Regions from separate parts of the Homo sapiens genome. Here regions 2 and 3 are each linked to region 1. A link is a loop called in an ENCODE intact Hi-C map of the cell type or tissue named here. Cell type or tissue: Calu3. All regions are shown on one strand.

Region 1 (5,000 bases):
TTAGGATAGCAATCACTATGCATCCATTCAAGGATAATATTCAAAATATGTAAAAATCAATTTTTCATGAGCACTGAGTAACAAAGATGATGCCACCATCAGAAAAGACTCCAAACATAAGCACGGTGGCTGTAACCCATTGTGCACTGGCTGAATCTCAGCATTGACTTCCATGATCATTATGCGTTATGTTTTCAAAAGTTCAAGTTAACAGAGATTTCTGAGCACTAGTGTGCAGGTGAGGGGACAAGACAGAGAGCTTGATTACTAAAATGCCCCAGCAGAGAGCAGGTAGCTGATGGAATGATAAATGGCTGTGTTGCTATGGGCTGGGTCCAAATGAAAAGTAACTATGTTTGATGATTACAGTTTAAGAACCTCAGGAGGAGACCTAGCCTTGAGAACTCACTAGAAAGTAATTGCCTATATCATACACCGAGGTTAGACTTCCGCTTTCTTAATCATACAAAGCAGACATTTCACCTATTGATCTGACTTTCCTATGGACTTAAAGAAGGCAAGGCTTTTTTTTACAATTTATGAAATTAGAACATCATTCTTAAGCTGATGATAAGCCTGCTAAAATGTTCGTTCTGACTTGGCTCAGAAATGCCCTATAACATTTCACAGTGCTAGACTTTTCAAACTGACGGATTAATTTTGGTATAGAAAAAAATGAATTACATTCCTATTGCATTTGATCTTTGAAACAGTAAAATTCTTAATTATTTGAGGCTCTCAAACTTTTCTTTTTTTTTAATTCACTAACCTTGGAACATTTATCAGTAGTACACAGAACAAATAACTAACTTGATCAATTCCAGCATCTCTCCTTTTACATTCTCTTAAGTATTAAAATGTAACTTTAACATTTACATTAGTTAGAGTTGTATGTTTTTCATTTTTTCCTTTGAGTTAAACATTAGCTATTTTTACCCTACCCTATTTTGTTATCACATGCAGATACAAAATGTTATACTTGTTTGTTGACAGAGAGAGAAATGGAACAAAAAAGAAGTTAATGACGAAGTATTTATTTCATAGGTATTTTGAAGCCTGAAGAGGTAACAGGAACGTTGTTTGCAATTTTTCTGCACCTTATCTATGTCCTCCTTGACTCATGCTTTTTTTCTCCTAGATGCTTTAATACATGTTAAAATGTCCAGTTTCTCTTTGTTCCCCATAAAGGCCATATGGAATGGGGATTCCAACGTGGTTAGATGTGCTCTGACAAGAACACTCACAGCAACACATAAAGCACAAACCTGTTAAGAATTTCACCTCTTAAGAAATGACAGAGTAATTACAGGACAACATGTCCTTCATGAGTAAAAACAACCAAACTAAAGTGCTTTCAAGGCTGGCGTGGCCTACTTCTCTTCTGGCAAGCTGCATAAATCATCAGCTACGGAGGGACTGTCTCACGGCCGTGGGGCACACGTGTGCGCACGTCTGCATGCAAGCACACATATGGGAGTGCACATGGACGCATCATGGGTTAATGCACTCAGTCTGGGTAGTTGAAACTCTGATAATAAACCCCCAATACATTTTACCTCCATCTCTTTCCCCCTTAATCTTTAAACCTCAGGCTGCTTTAAGGGGAAATTTAATCCATATATGTCTGCCTCATTTTCATTTAAATCGTCAAAAAAAGTTGTTTTAAAAGAGTTCTTTGATGTCCTAGACTCCCTTGAGCCTTTTCTTAGCCTATTTTCTTAAAAACAGGAATTAGCATTTTCCCAGGTGCAGAGAAGCTCTAACTCTCTCCCCAAACACAACCTCCTCCCCCACTCAAGGTCTCAACTGAAAAAAAAAAAAAAGAAAAAGTTTTGGAGTTACCTAGGGAGTGCTGGTATATGAAACAGCTTAACTGAGGATCAAAAAACATTTACAAATATGAACTCTTAACACACGGGTTTGCATTGGAGTTAATGATTAACGTTTCTGCTCATTCTGCCTAGAAGACCTCCCTAGGGAAGTGCCAATCTCCCCACACTTGACTGTGCCTGGATTCTGGGAGAATTCAGAGACATGGATCTTAATGCAAGCAGCTTTTTCTGCCTTATCATATTTTTGATAGACCTACAGATATGCCCATGTCAAAACCCATATTTTTTGCTCTCCAGGTGGTACTTTACTTCTTTGCTTTGTGCCTAATGTGTATCATTTCATTCTGGCTTTCACATTCAGGACAGAACTTCTTAATCATTTTTAGATACACAAAAGTAGGCATATTCCATCTCACTGTGCACAGCATTATCCAAAGCGTAATCTATGTTTGTCTAAAACTCTAGGGTTCCCACAGTGAAGTCCTAACTTTAATCAATGGAGAAATCTCAGAAAATTGTTTAGAAGAAATGTACAGTTAGAGAAAGACAGTGAATATTGTAGTTCCTTGTCCAGAATTCTTACTTTCTTTGAAAACTTTTAAAATAAGAGAGTTATGTTTCAAACATGTTTTCTTTCTCGTTCCTCAACACTATTGGAGTTTCACAGTTCAGATTAAGTACAATTAATATCAGAGGGATGGGTCTGTGATAGCGGCTTCTATGAGTCATCTGGCAGACATCCACAGTTATATACCAAGTGACAAATCATTTTGGAATCTGGGTATAGGATTCCTGCTCTGGAGGCTCAGAACCAGCAAGGTGTTTTCTATATTAGCTTTGAAATGCAAGGCTGATCACATCTCCCCATTTAAAAGCGATGGTGGCTGCTGGTTGCATTCAGGATAGTCAACAAAGCTCTACAGTATCCCATTGCTGTGACACCTCTGCTCCACCTCCATGTGTGCTATGTTGGAGCCACAGAAGCCCCCTCTTGTCTTCACTGGCATGTGCTTGCACACCACTATGCCCTTGCTGATGCCAATTCCTATCCTAGGAGTGCTTCCCCACTTTATATGCCTGCTGGATGGTTCCCTCATTCTTCAAGACCTAGCTCAAAAGATATCCCCACTGTGTAACTTCTTTAGCTTCTTTAGGCGAAGTCATTACGGTTTGTCTCATTACCTCCTGGTCTTGCCCATGACAATGTGAGCTTTTGGAGGGAAGGCACTGTATAGTGTTAACTGTTATATCGCCAGCACATGGCCTAGGAAGTACCTGGCAGAGTGAGGTTGTGGGGATAGTGCCTGGCACACATGGCTCACACCTATCCACAGATGTAAGCTTCAAATGCTACCGGGAGGAAGTTAGCTAGGCCGGACTCCAGGTCCTCCAGCCCACTTCCACCAGAACAGCCCAGCTTTCATTTGTTCCCACTCTAGGCATCCATAGTGGCACAGATAGGCATTTAATTAATGTTTGTTAAATGGATGGATGGATGGATAAATGGGTGGATGGATGGATGGTTACCAGTGCAAAATCTCATAATTCAAATAAATTGAACAAATTCACAAATACTTAGTAAGGACTTCCAGTGTTTCAGTACTAGGTCCAATGAGAACTATAAGGAGATAGATAACTCAATGTCCACTTGAGGGAATTTTAGATTAGGTAGCAACTCAGGGCTTAAATATATGAAAGATAAAAAGGAATTCCAGAGCCAAACATCAATAGAAGTCCCACAGATGACCTTTGAGGCTGAACTGCTGTAGTAGATGCACTACCAAGCTGAAGTAGGGAGGGCTGGAGGGTTTGTAAATGATCCCTTAACTAGAATGAATTTTACCATGACAAGTATATTTCCACTGCTTAACGTTTTCTAAAACTCACCAATACCATTCATTGAAAATATGTAAGTTTAAAAGTTATGTAAGTTTAAAAGAAACATGAGGTAAAATAATAAATAAATATTGAAAGAAATAAGATTTTTAAAATAAAACAAAATGACCTGAAGATACTTAGTATAAATTATTGGAACATTTTGCAGAAAGTTTGTAAAATGTATCTCCTACAAGTTCACTGTGATTGTTTAGAACCTAGGAGTGTTTTGAGTGATGGTAACTTGTACAGTGGTCACAAGAGTGGAGGTGGATGAAGGAAAGGATATGAAATTGAGAGAGATATGGAAGTCAAAATCAAAAGAATCATACATTGGTTTGGCTTTGACAGGTTAAGGGACCAGACTGACTCCCAGATTTCTGGTTTCTGTTACTGGGAAAATATTTGGGGTTTTTGTTGACAGGAAATAAGAGGGAAAAATTTAAAATAAAGAAACAAGGATTTTTTCCCCTTTTAAAAAATGATAATAGTAACAACAACCATAAATAAATAAATAAATTTGCTGACCAACCCTAGTAGTCACAGCTAGATAACAGCAGAACATATAAAGAAGAATTCACATCTCTCCACCAAGGGCAAATTTAAGTTTTGTGGGGCCTAAAGCATATACAGCTGTGGACAGGGGAAGGAGCTTGTTTTAAGAAGGAACACAGAATTACAAATACAAAATAAGAAATTGAATATTCCACTAGAATGAGAAAAAATAATGGCATAATATTTTTACTATTTGTCTAACATACATTGATGATGCTTTTTTCTTGCATTTTTTGTTTTTGGCTTTATACTCTGAATATACTTGAAACCCTGCAGTTAGTCCTGTATCCATCTGTCAGGACCAAAGTTATGGTGACCAGCCAGCCTGAGGTAGTTTAGAAACAAAGCCACTAAGACTACGATAACAATTTGCATTCACTGAAGCTGTGTACGAGGTTAGAGCACCCTAGAATATTCATTTATAGCATCATCTACTCCCTCTCCTTGAGATAATCAGAAAGTCCATTGTGCAAAAGTGGAGACGTGGAGTCATCTTTTCCAGATCTGCCTCTAAACATGGCATGAGGTGTGCAGAGAGCACTTATAGCATATGTGATGAGCGAATGAAGGAATGAATAGAAAAACAATGTTTTCTATTAAGGAATATCATTTAGAGCAGTAATGCCTCAGTACCCACTTCTGTGGCCTAAGGAGAGAATTTTTGAAGATAGCTAATAGACAGCTGCTGGAAAGAGTTCCCCAAACATTATCTGATAAGTAGGACAATTTATGCAGAGG
Region 2 (5,000 bases), 72 kb before region 1:
AGAAGTAATGTGGAAAGGGGTTGAGGGAAAGCTTTCTCGTCTGAGACAGCACCAATGTATAGAGCTTGAGGGTAGTGGATAGGGAGAACAAATGAATAAAACTGCAAGTAATCACAATTAAAGGGCAAATTGTAAAGGCTGAGCAAGAGGTGATAGATAAGGTGAAAGAAAAGCAAGGATCAAACTGCAAAAGACATTGCACACTGCAATAGGGTTTGATCCTTATTCTAACTGTAAAGGTTAGTGATCAAGGGCTTTAAGAAGGAGAATAATCAGGTTCCTGTTTCTGAAAGATAATTCTTGCACATGTAGACAATGGAATAGAGTAGTGGGGAAAAAGGAAGTAAGAGAGAACAGTTTGAGGGATATACTAAGCAAGAAATAGCGACCTAAAGTTAAGTAGTAATAATGCAAACAGTAGGTAGGTAGGTGGAGTCTACACAACTTGATGACTAGCTGGATTATGAAACTGAGAGAGACAGGCAGTGAAAGATGACTCTAAACTTCCTGGCTTGGGAAAATAAGGAAATTGCAGAAATGACTCAGGCATTTATTGAGAAAGCAAAAGCAAAGATGAAAGTTCCAATATGGACAGCAAATGAAATCCATTTTGAAATGTTGAGTTCATGGTGCCTGTGATACACTCAGGTGCAGATATTTAATTGCCTGATTGAGTCACAAATATGGGATTTATCAGTCTACAGAGGATAATAAAGTCTTGAAAATAAATGAGATCACCCAGAGAGGTTTTTGAGTGAGAGTGGAGTCCAGGACAGACTTTGAGAGAAAGCCAACATGTGGACAAAGGAAAATTAAGCCATGGAAGATTATGATAAAGAATAACCATAGAGACAGGAACAAATCAAAGAAAGTATTATGTCACCAAAAAGAGAAAGAAAAATTTCAGGAAGTGCTCAATACCATCAAATAGAAAAATCGGTACTGAAAGATTATTGTATTCAGTAGCAGGGCAGTCATCAGTGACCTTGTCAAAATGGTTTCATGGTAATTGTTGTAGATACCGATTGCGTTAAAATAGTTGAGTCTGTTTTAGTAACTTGTGTCTTTCAAAGAATTTGTCCATTTCAATTGTTGTACTTGTTAGAAGGGAAGTTTTTGTGATATTATCATATTATTACTATAATCTCTATAGGATACATAGTGAGCTCCTCTGTTTCATCCTGAATGTTAGCAATTTATCTCTTCTTTCAATCTTGACCAGCCTAGCCAGAAGTTTATCAATTTTGTTCTGTTTTTCTTCAAAGGAGCAAGATTCGGTTTCATAGGCTCCCTCTATTCTTTTTCTATTTCATTACTTTCTTCTCACCTTTATTATTTCCTTTCTTCTGCTTATTTTGAGTTTAATTTGTTCCTATTTTTCATTTCTTAATGTGGGAGTTTAGATTATTGGTTTTAGAATCTTTGTCTGTTTCAATATAACCATTAAAGCTATAAAATTTTCTCCAGCCTTTAGCTGCAACCCATGATTTTAATATGTTGCGTTTTTAGTTTTCTTTTTTTTCAAAATATTTTATAATTTTCCTGTAATTTCTTCTTTGTTCCCGTGGGTATTTAAAAGCATGCTTTATTTCCACATACTGAAGATTTTCAGGTATTTTTCTATTATTACTTTCTAATTTAATTTCTTTATCATTAGGTAGCATATACTGTATTATTTTAATTATATTTCTAAACTTATTGAAAATTACTTTTTGATTTAGAATATGGTCTAGCTGAATGTTTCAAACAGTCCTGAAAAAAATGTGTATATTGCTGATGCTGGTTGCAGAGTTCTATAAATGTCAATTATATCAAGTTGTTTAGTATTGTCCAGGCATCTATACTCTTACTATCTGTCGATTTGCTCTATTAATATTTATTCTTTCAGTTTATTCAGATTTTGCTTCATATTCCTGAAGCCCTATTATCAAATGCATACATATTTAGGATTGTTTGTCTCCTTAGTGGTTTGATCCCTTTAAGATCATGAAATTCTAGGTAATATGCCATGTTCTGAAATCTGTTTTATCTGATATTAATTACATCCACTCCAACTTTTTGTAATGCTCTGGGTTTTCATGGTATAACTTTTTCATCTTTTTACTTTTAACCTATTTGTGTTTTATATTTTAAATGAGTTTCTTGTTAACAACATGAAATTAGGTCTTTGATGATCTATTCTGACAATTTCTGTCTTTTAATTGAAGTGTTCAGGCCATTTAAATTTAATATAATTATTGATATTTGTCAGTTTAAATTTTCAACTTGCTTTTTTTTCTATTTGTGTCATCTCCTTTTTGTTCCTTTTTTACTCTTTTCCTGCCTACTTTTGGATTAACTGAGTATTTTTAGTATTCCATTTTATCTCTACTATTTACTTATGAGCTATACTTTTTTTTGTTTTGTTTTTCAGTGGTTTTTCTAGGGCTTACAAAATGCACTTTTAATGTATTACAGCTGCTTTTCCACCTTGGATGACTAACCATTCCTGTTTGCCAAGGTCTGTGGGTAGAAGTAGGGAGTTCCCAGTTTTTAGGACTTTTAGTGACCAAACCAGGAAAGTCACAGGCACACGGGAATAAAATGGGTTACCCTGCTCTTCATATTTATTATAAGGTCCCTAAACAGCATACTATAAACCCCACAATATGTTACCATTGCTTCCAAATTAAACAAGTATATTTTAAAGAATTTTAAAACACACAAAAAAATCTGCTATGTTTGCCCACATATTTACAATTTTTTGCAATCTTGTTATTTTTTGAGATACATGTCTCCATTTGGTATCATTTTATTTCTGCTGTTGAGCTTCATTTTACATTTCTTATAGTTCATGTCTGCTGATGACACCCTCAGTTTTTGATTTCTGCAAAATCTCTTTTACCCACCCCCCCTTTGTATGGATATTTTCATTGAGTGTAAAATTATAGGCTGACAGCATTCTTAGTACTTTTAATATGCCACTCCATTTCCTCCTGACTTTGATAACGTCTCACAAGAAGTCTTTAGCTTCATATCTTTGTATTTCTATGTAATGTTTCTTTTTTCTCTATTTTTAAGATTGTATGATTATCACTGTTTCTCTCAATATTATTTCACCTTCCACTTCACTCTGTGTGTATGTCTGTTGCTGGCGGGGGGGCGGGGGGGGTGTTCATTCTTCATTAAGTTTACATTGAGCTTCTTGGAATTTGGCTTTATAGTTTTTAGCAAATGTGAAGATGTTTTGGCCACTATTTCATCAAATATTTTCCCCCTCTTACCCCCAGGACATAATTCGTACCTTTTAAATACTTTATAATGTTCCATAGATCACAGAAGCTTTGGGGTTTTTTTTGTTTGTTTGTTTCTTCTCTTTTGCTTTATTCTATTGTTATATGAAAGACTACTGATTATTTTATTTCATCTGCAGTGTCTATTATCTGTTGATATTAACCTCATTCAGTAAAGTTTTCATTACAGAGTTATATTTTTCATGTCTAGACTTTTTATTTTTCTCTGTATCTTTTTATTATGTACTTTTGTTCTAAGTAGTTTACATAGTATAACAGTTGTTGTAACATCTTTTCTGTCTGCTAGTTCTATCATCTCTGTCATGTCTTATTCTGTTTCCATTGACTGATTTTTCTCCTAATTGCATATTTTAGTTTTTTAGACTATCTAGTAATTTTGGATTGGGTGCTGAACATTGTCTGACTGTTTGGATTTTGTTATCTTCATATGTATTTCTGATTCTCTCTCTCTCTCTCTGTCTGTGTGTTTAAGTTACTTGCTGTGATAATTAATTTTATGTGTCAACATGACTAGGTTAAAGGATATTACGATAGCTGGTAAAACAATATTTTTGGTTGTGCCTGTGAGGACGTTTTTGGAAGAGATCGGTGTTTGAAAGAGTAGACCAAGCAAAGAAGATCTGCCCTCACCAGTGTGGGCAGGCGTCATCCAATCCATTGAGGGCCAACCTAGAAGAAAAAGGTGGAGAAAGGGAAAATTTACTCTCTCTTTTGGAGCTGGAATATCCATCTTCTGCCCTCAGACATCAGAACTCCAGGTTCCCTGGCCATCAGACTCTGGGACTTACACTAGCAGCCTCATAGTTTCTTAGGCCTTCAAACTGAGACTGAGAGTTAAACTACTGGCTTTTGTTTTTCTCCAGCTTGCAGATGGTGTATCATGGAACTTCTCAGCCTCTATAATTGCATGAACCAGTTCCCGTAATAAATCCTCTCTTCTACATTTATAACTGTCTGTCTGTCTGTCTGTCTGTGTATCTATCTGTCTGTCTGTCTGTCTGTCTGTCTATCTATCTATCTATTCTATTCTATTGCTTTTGTTTCTGTGGAGAACCTTGATAAATATACTCTATCAACTTTATCCTTCCAGAACGTGTTTTAAGCTTTGTTAGAACCTCTAGACAAGTCTTCGCTCTAGTAATTACTCAGTCCCATTTCTAAGGCATAACCCCTCTGGGGTCCCAGATGGTCACTAAGGATTCTCAACTCTAGCAGTTGGGAGGTAGAACACCTTTTTGTCCTTTGTGAACTCTGGAAGTTGTTTGTTTAACTCACCATACTCTACTTGTTCTTTATACAGATTTATACATGCATGGCCTAATAATCAGCAAGACTCAAAGGGAAATCTACACTAATTATTGAAAACTTTTTCTTAATGACTCCCTCCTTTTGGAGTCTGTCCTACAACTTACAGCTGTCTCTGCCCCCATTAAATTTCAAGTTCACGTCCTAATCCCAGGGGGCTCTGGGTTCTGTTTAGGTTTCCATCCCTGTACTCACAGGCTAGAAACTGACTCCAGGGAGAAATACAAGGGGATTATAGGGCTCATCTCTTTTGTTTCCCTTTTCTCAGGGATTATAGTTCTATGCTGCCTGTTGTTCAATGTCTAAAAACAACTACTTTATATATTTGTCAAACATTTTAATTATTATAATGGGAATTTAAGTCTGGTCCCATGATGCTTTTCTATGATGGCAAGCAGCAGA
Region 3 (5,000 bases), 130 kb before region 1:
TACCATGGTTCATACTGGCTCCATACTTGCTTCCTGATGGCAGTCTAGGGAGAATTTTGCTTATCCACTAATAGCAGTGAAACATTATGTTTCACAGTTAGACAAAAAGAGGCCTACAAACTAAAAAAAAAAAAAAAAAAGCATTTTGTAAAAATAAAGGAGACATGGAAAGCAACAAAATGAAGAACTAATTCTGTTTATTTTTAATGGTTGTGAAATTTAACTTGAACAAATATCTGCCAGTGTGCTACATTCCCTGGAGCCTTTCCCCCTCTCAAATATTCATTTTCAGGAATTGTACTAAAAATAAACCCAAGAGTTTCGTTGTGACAGCATGCCGAAGTTCTCATCCTTTTTCAATAATTTCATTACGTATAATAAACCTTAGTTGGCTCAAGGTTATTCTGGCTCATACAAGCCCTTCTTCACCTTACTCAGGTAATATTTTCATCTGCCATTCATCAAAGCTACTCTGTTTTCTGAGAATTGTATAGACAAGTTAGGCATCCTGTATGTATCCATCCTTATGCATTTCACTCTGGAAAAAGTAGTGAAAATACTTGTCTTCCAGGAAAATATCTACCCAAATTTCAAAGTTGACTCTCAGTCTACCCATTGTTGCTCTCTCTTCCTAGGCAAAGAGAAAGGTTTCTTTGAAACTCTCCCATAGACTTTTGTTAAGGCCTCTAATTTAACAACTATAATAAAAAATAAATTTAACAATTAAAATGTAAAATAAATGTTATAGTTCTTTCTTGGATAATCTACTTGAAATTTTTGAAGGTAGACATTTTTAGGGTAATGTCAGGTGCCTAGTAGATACCAGAAAACATTTGATGAAATAAAACTATTTCCAGAAGTGTTTACACATAAGGACATTTTTCCATAGATTCTGACTCTCTAATGAGTAGATGACTGACCTAGGTGAAAGCTTAGCATCAGATCCACTTAATTTGCTAGGACCACTCAGCTTCCTTCACTGGGACTCTCTCTTTGTTGCCTGATGCCTGCATCTGCTCACTTCTGCCTTGTCTGACCTTTGAGTATTTGGCCTATTACCAAAGTGACCGTATCATCTATTGCAGAGTGAAAGAAGGCTCTGTTAATAATTATGCCAAGACAACAGGTATAAACTGGGGCTGTCCTGAGCAAACTGGGATATATGATGACTTGCCTATTGATTGCTTAACCTAGTATATTTTGCCTGATACTTATAGCCCAGTAGTTTTCTAAGTGAAAGTCATATTCTTTAATAATAATCACCACTTACAGTGCACCCCATATAGACTGAACTGTTTAATAAACTACTTCTTTTTTATGGATAGGGAAATTAAGGCTAGTAAGCTAAGTGATTTATCCAAGACCACCCAGCTTTGAATTAGTAGATATAAAATTTGAATGTGGGTCTTTCTGGCCACAAGATATATCTCCTTTTTGCCATGCAGTCCTTATCTATTACCACACCAAAAGGTCATATAAATTCCATTGCTATAGGCAATTTTTACAATATAGCATCTCCCTTAACACAAGTGAAACATTTGCTAGGACTTGGAAACATTTTAGGGGATTGAAAATTTTCTTTGATATGTAAGATTTAACTTGTACAGCTTGGATTTTCATTTCTCACCGTGCCTTTTCTACAGGCTTCACATCTGTCTATTCCTTCCTTTCTGTGTCATCCTTACCCCTTTTATCCTTCTTTATCCACTTTTTCCCCTTCACTATTAAAAGTCCTTTGCATGACTGAGATTCCATGAATTTCTTATTCAGAAAAATAAGCTTGGGTGTTGATTCAGCTCTTCAGCATGTTAATATATATGGTGCTCACTGCAATTCGACAGTCCACACCCAACGAATTCTGAGGTTCAGTGAATTGCAGTTGTTATGTTTCCCTAGGTTATTGTAAGGTTTAACACTTACAGACAGGGGTGCAGCTTCAGGGATAAGATGAGTTTTTCCAGAGGTTAGAGAACCCTGGGGCTTGGTCGAGATTAGTCCTTCCTGTTGGCAGCACTTATTACTCTTACAAACAGGGCAGCCTTCAATGCCAGAGCTTCCCACCAACAGGGAAAAGCTTGGGGGCCTGACTCAGTGACCACAAATTCCAGGTGTGATGTGGGAGAATATCTGAGATAAGAGACAATAAAAGTGGTAGGAACTGTGAAAAATCTATTGTACAGGAGGTGAAAGGGGAGAGATTAACTCAGTAAGTTGTCAGCTCATTTTCTTACTGTGCTATCATGAGCTTTAACTAAAAAAGAAAAAAAATCTGTTTGATCTCCTGCATTGCAGATGTATTTCAAGGCCTGTATCTGTTACTGAAATCTACAAAGTGTGCTTCAGCTATAAATCTCTATCCTTGAATGTACACATGCAATTATCTTAGAGAGATCTGGCTTCCATAAAAATGACAATTTTCATTCCTGATCTTGCTTTCTTTCATAAAAATATAATGTTTATGTTTAAAAAATAACCTTCAATTGATAAGTAACAGAGAAATTTATGCCATTATCATATTAGATGTCAAACCCTTAAATGTCTCTCACTAGTCAGGAAAAAGCAATCCTTTTACTTAAACTTTATTTCTTTCAGCACAGCAGCTCTGAAAAGTCATCAGTAAAATTACTTTCCCAATTAAATGTAGTTAAGATTCCATGGGTTAGAAACATTATGGATTTGTGTGCATCCTGACTGTGATGTTGCTTCTAGTTATAAGTATAATAATGGTTTGAGAGAATGAACTATTTCCTCCAAGTTTCCACGCTATTGTCCAGAAATTATGTATGTCTGCAATTGCTGGGTTGAGTTTGCCAAATCATCCCACATTCTTACTATTCAATGACTGTACTCTCTATCTGAGAACTGTTTTGTGCTTTTCAAATGTAAGAGCCTAAGCTAAAAATGAACTTAATCAATGTTGTAGGATCTACTAGTCATGGCAATCCCCCATGAGTTTTACATTCATGAAAGTCAGGCCATGGTTTGGTGGGAGCAGGAACTGTTCCTAGCATATTCTGTGGTACATTGTAGGTATTTAATAAACATTCGTCAAATAAATTTGTAATATTTATTAAGGGGATAATAATAATAGATAACATATATTGAGTGCTTATAAGGCACAAGACCCTGTTCTCAGTGCTACACATGCATCATCATTTTTTTTCTCATTAAACCTCTATGAGATAAATTTTACAGATGAAGAAATCCGGTGCACAGAGAAGTAACTAGCTCAAGATCTCTGCTGAAGCAGGTGATAGAGTGAACACGCCAATGGCCGTGGTCTAAGTCCAAAGCTTATTCTCTTAGTCACTACATTGTGCTGAATGTATGTTTTCATATTTGTATGTTACATAATTTCCAGCATAATAATTTTGGTTCCAGTGTTGAAGGTAATAGTCATAAGGGGTGGTTGTTATTTTTTTGAAATTGTTATTCTGCATGTCAAGCTTATATTATGTACTTGCCATATTATCCTTTCACTAGCTCAGAGGTTGTTGTTATTACTCTGATGATGTTGATTAGATAATGAACTGTCAGAGGAGTCAGAAACTAGCCCCAGGTCATATAACAAAGTAAGTGCCAAATAGAAGGTTTGAACTCAGGTCTAACACATTCCAAAGGCCATGACTTTCCCACCATGACAGTGAATACCTTACATGATTGGACTAGGCCTATGTGAATTCACTAAATCCTACAGGTATGATTTGTTGTTGTTTCTTATCTGTTGTTAAAACCAGTTTTATAAGAGCCAATCATCAAGAAGGCCTTCAGATATGTACATCAACAATGTGATTCAGACTAAATGTCTGAGGTGTATTTTCAGGATTCTGCAGAGAAAAGGAACCAATGGAAGATATATATGATTTATTTTAAGGAATTGCTTCATGCTATAGTGGGGGCTGGCAAGTATAACATCTATAGGGCAGGCTGGCAGGCTGAAAAGTTGACAGGAGTTGAAACATTGCAGCCTTGAGACATAGACAATGGGTTGATTATAAAGACCTGACTTAAGTATCCACGTACCCCATCAAAGTGCATTCACAAGAGACCCTCAAGGACTCACACAGATGGTTTTCAAACTCCATCTAGTCAGTACTGCTCTCAGACTTGGACAAGAGAGGCTTTGAGCCAGGGTTCTATACCTTAGAGCAGTTTGTCTTGGTGGCTATAACCCCTGCCATAGGCTTATAGCATGTAATCTGTGGGGCTGAGGGGATGTGTCCACCAGGAGCCTATGCCTGCTTTCTAGACCATGATCTGGGTACTTGGGACCCAGAATTTCTCTGAAAAAAAAAATGGCCTGAACCTGAATAGTCATTTCTCTTAAATTTTACCTCCCAAGGGTGTACTGCAAGGCTATTTTGCAGAGATTGTGGACAAGATCGTGGACGGTGTTTGTAATTATGGGTAGGGTGTCCAGAGATTACATATGAAGTCCCACTGTGGGCCATGGAACTTGGAATGGTAAGAAAAGTTGGGGAGACTGTGGGCTGGGTTCCAAGGGCAGAGAGCCAGGAGCTGGTCTTTCTCATTCCAGAATTTTCCATCACAAACTGAGGAGTACAAGAATTCTAGATCTAAACATAGTCTTCTCCATCATTATGAAGATATATTTGACAAAGTAGGGGATAGAATATGTTTTATTTAATGATTGCTTAGTTTTATTTATAACAATTTATCTTAAATATTTAGACATATGGTCTCCATTTGTCCTCTTGCCCTGGGCTCCGTAAATGTTAAGTAAGAGCCTTTCCTTCAGACCCCTTGAGGATTCCTCAGAGTTACCTGAGAAGAGGAGGAGGCTGAGAACAGAGTTTGAGCTTCCCAATTCCATCTTTAATTAGAATAGTACTTTTATTTATTAGTTTATCATGTCAGACTTTGTTGAACAAAATAATTCTGCTGGCTTAAAAATAAGTGTTTGAAAACCACAGGCTTCCAGGCACAGTGGTGCACACCTGCAGTCCCAAATACTACAGAGGCTGAGACAGGAGGATCCC

What was found. Hi-C counts contacts between places; a loop is a spot of excess contacts. Peaks named below come from ENCODE experiments on the same cell type or tissue, not always from the same donor. Only the 100,000 strongest peaks of a DNase experiment are listed, where the experiment ranks them.
Region 2: it touches region 1 in a loop (2.3-fold over the local background); 2 of 110 quality-filtered maps call a loop at or near these places.
Region 3: it touches region 1 in a loop (3.0-fold over the local background); 2 of 110 quality-filtered maps call a loop at or near these places.

The regions. Positions count from the first base shown.
Region 1 is chr1:87,793,044-87,798,043 of GRCh38, reverse strand. No RefSeq gene overlaps it. Among named protein-coding and RNA genes, the nearest start is that of LINC01773, 110 kb to the left of the region's middle. In Calu3, no CTCF peak of the experiment used is centred here; DNase peaks (open chromatin) are centred at 1,963 and 2,603.
Region 2 is chr1:87,865,314-87,870,313 of GRCh38, reverse strand. No RefSeq gene overlaps it. Among named protein-coding and RNA genes, the nearest start is that of LINC01773, 39 kb to the left of the region's middle. In Calu3, no CTCF peak of the experiment used is centred here; no DNase peak of the experiment used is centred here.
Region 3 is chr1:87,924,909-87,929,908 of GRCh38, reverse strand. No RefSeq gene overlaps it. Among named protein-coding and RNA genes, the nearest start is that of LINC01773, 21 kb to the right of the region's middle. In Calu3, no CTCF peak of the experiment used is centred here; a DNase peak (open chromatin) is centred at 2,068.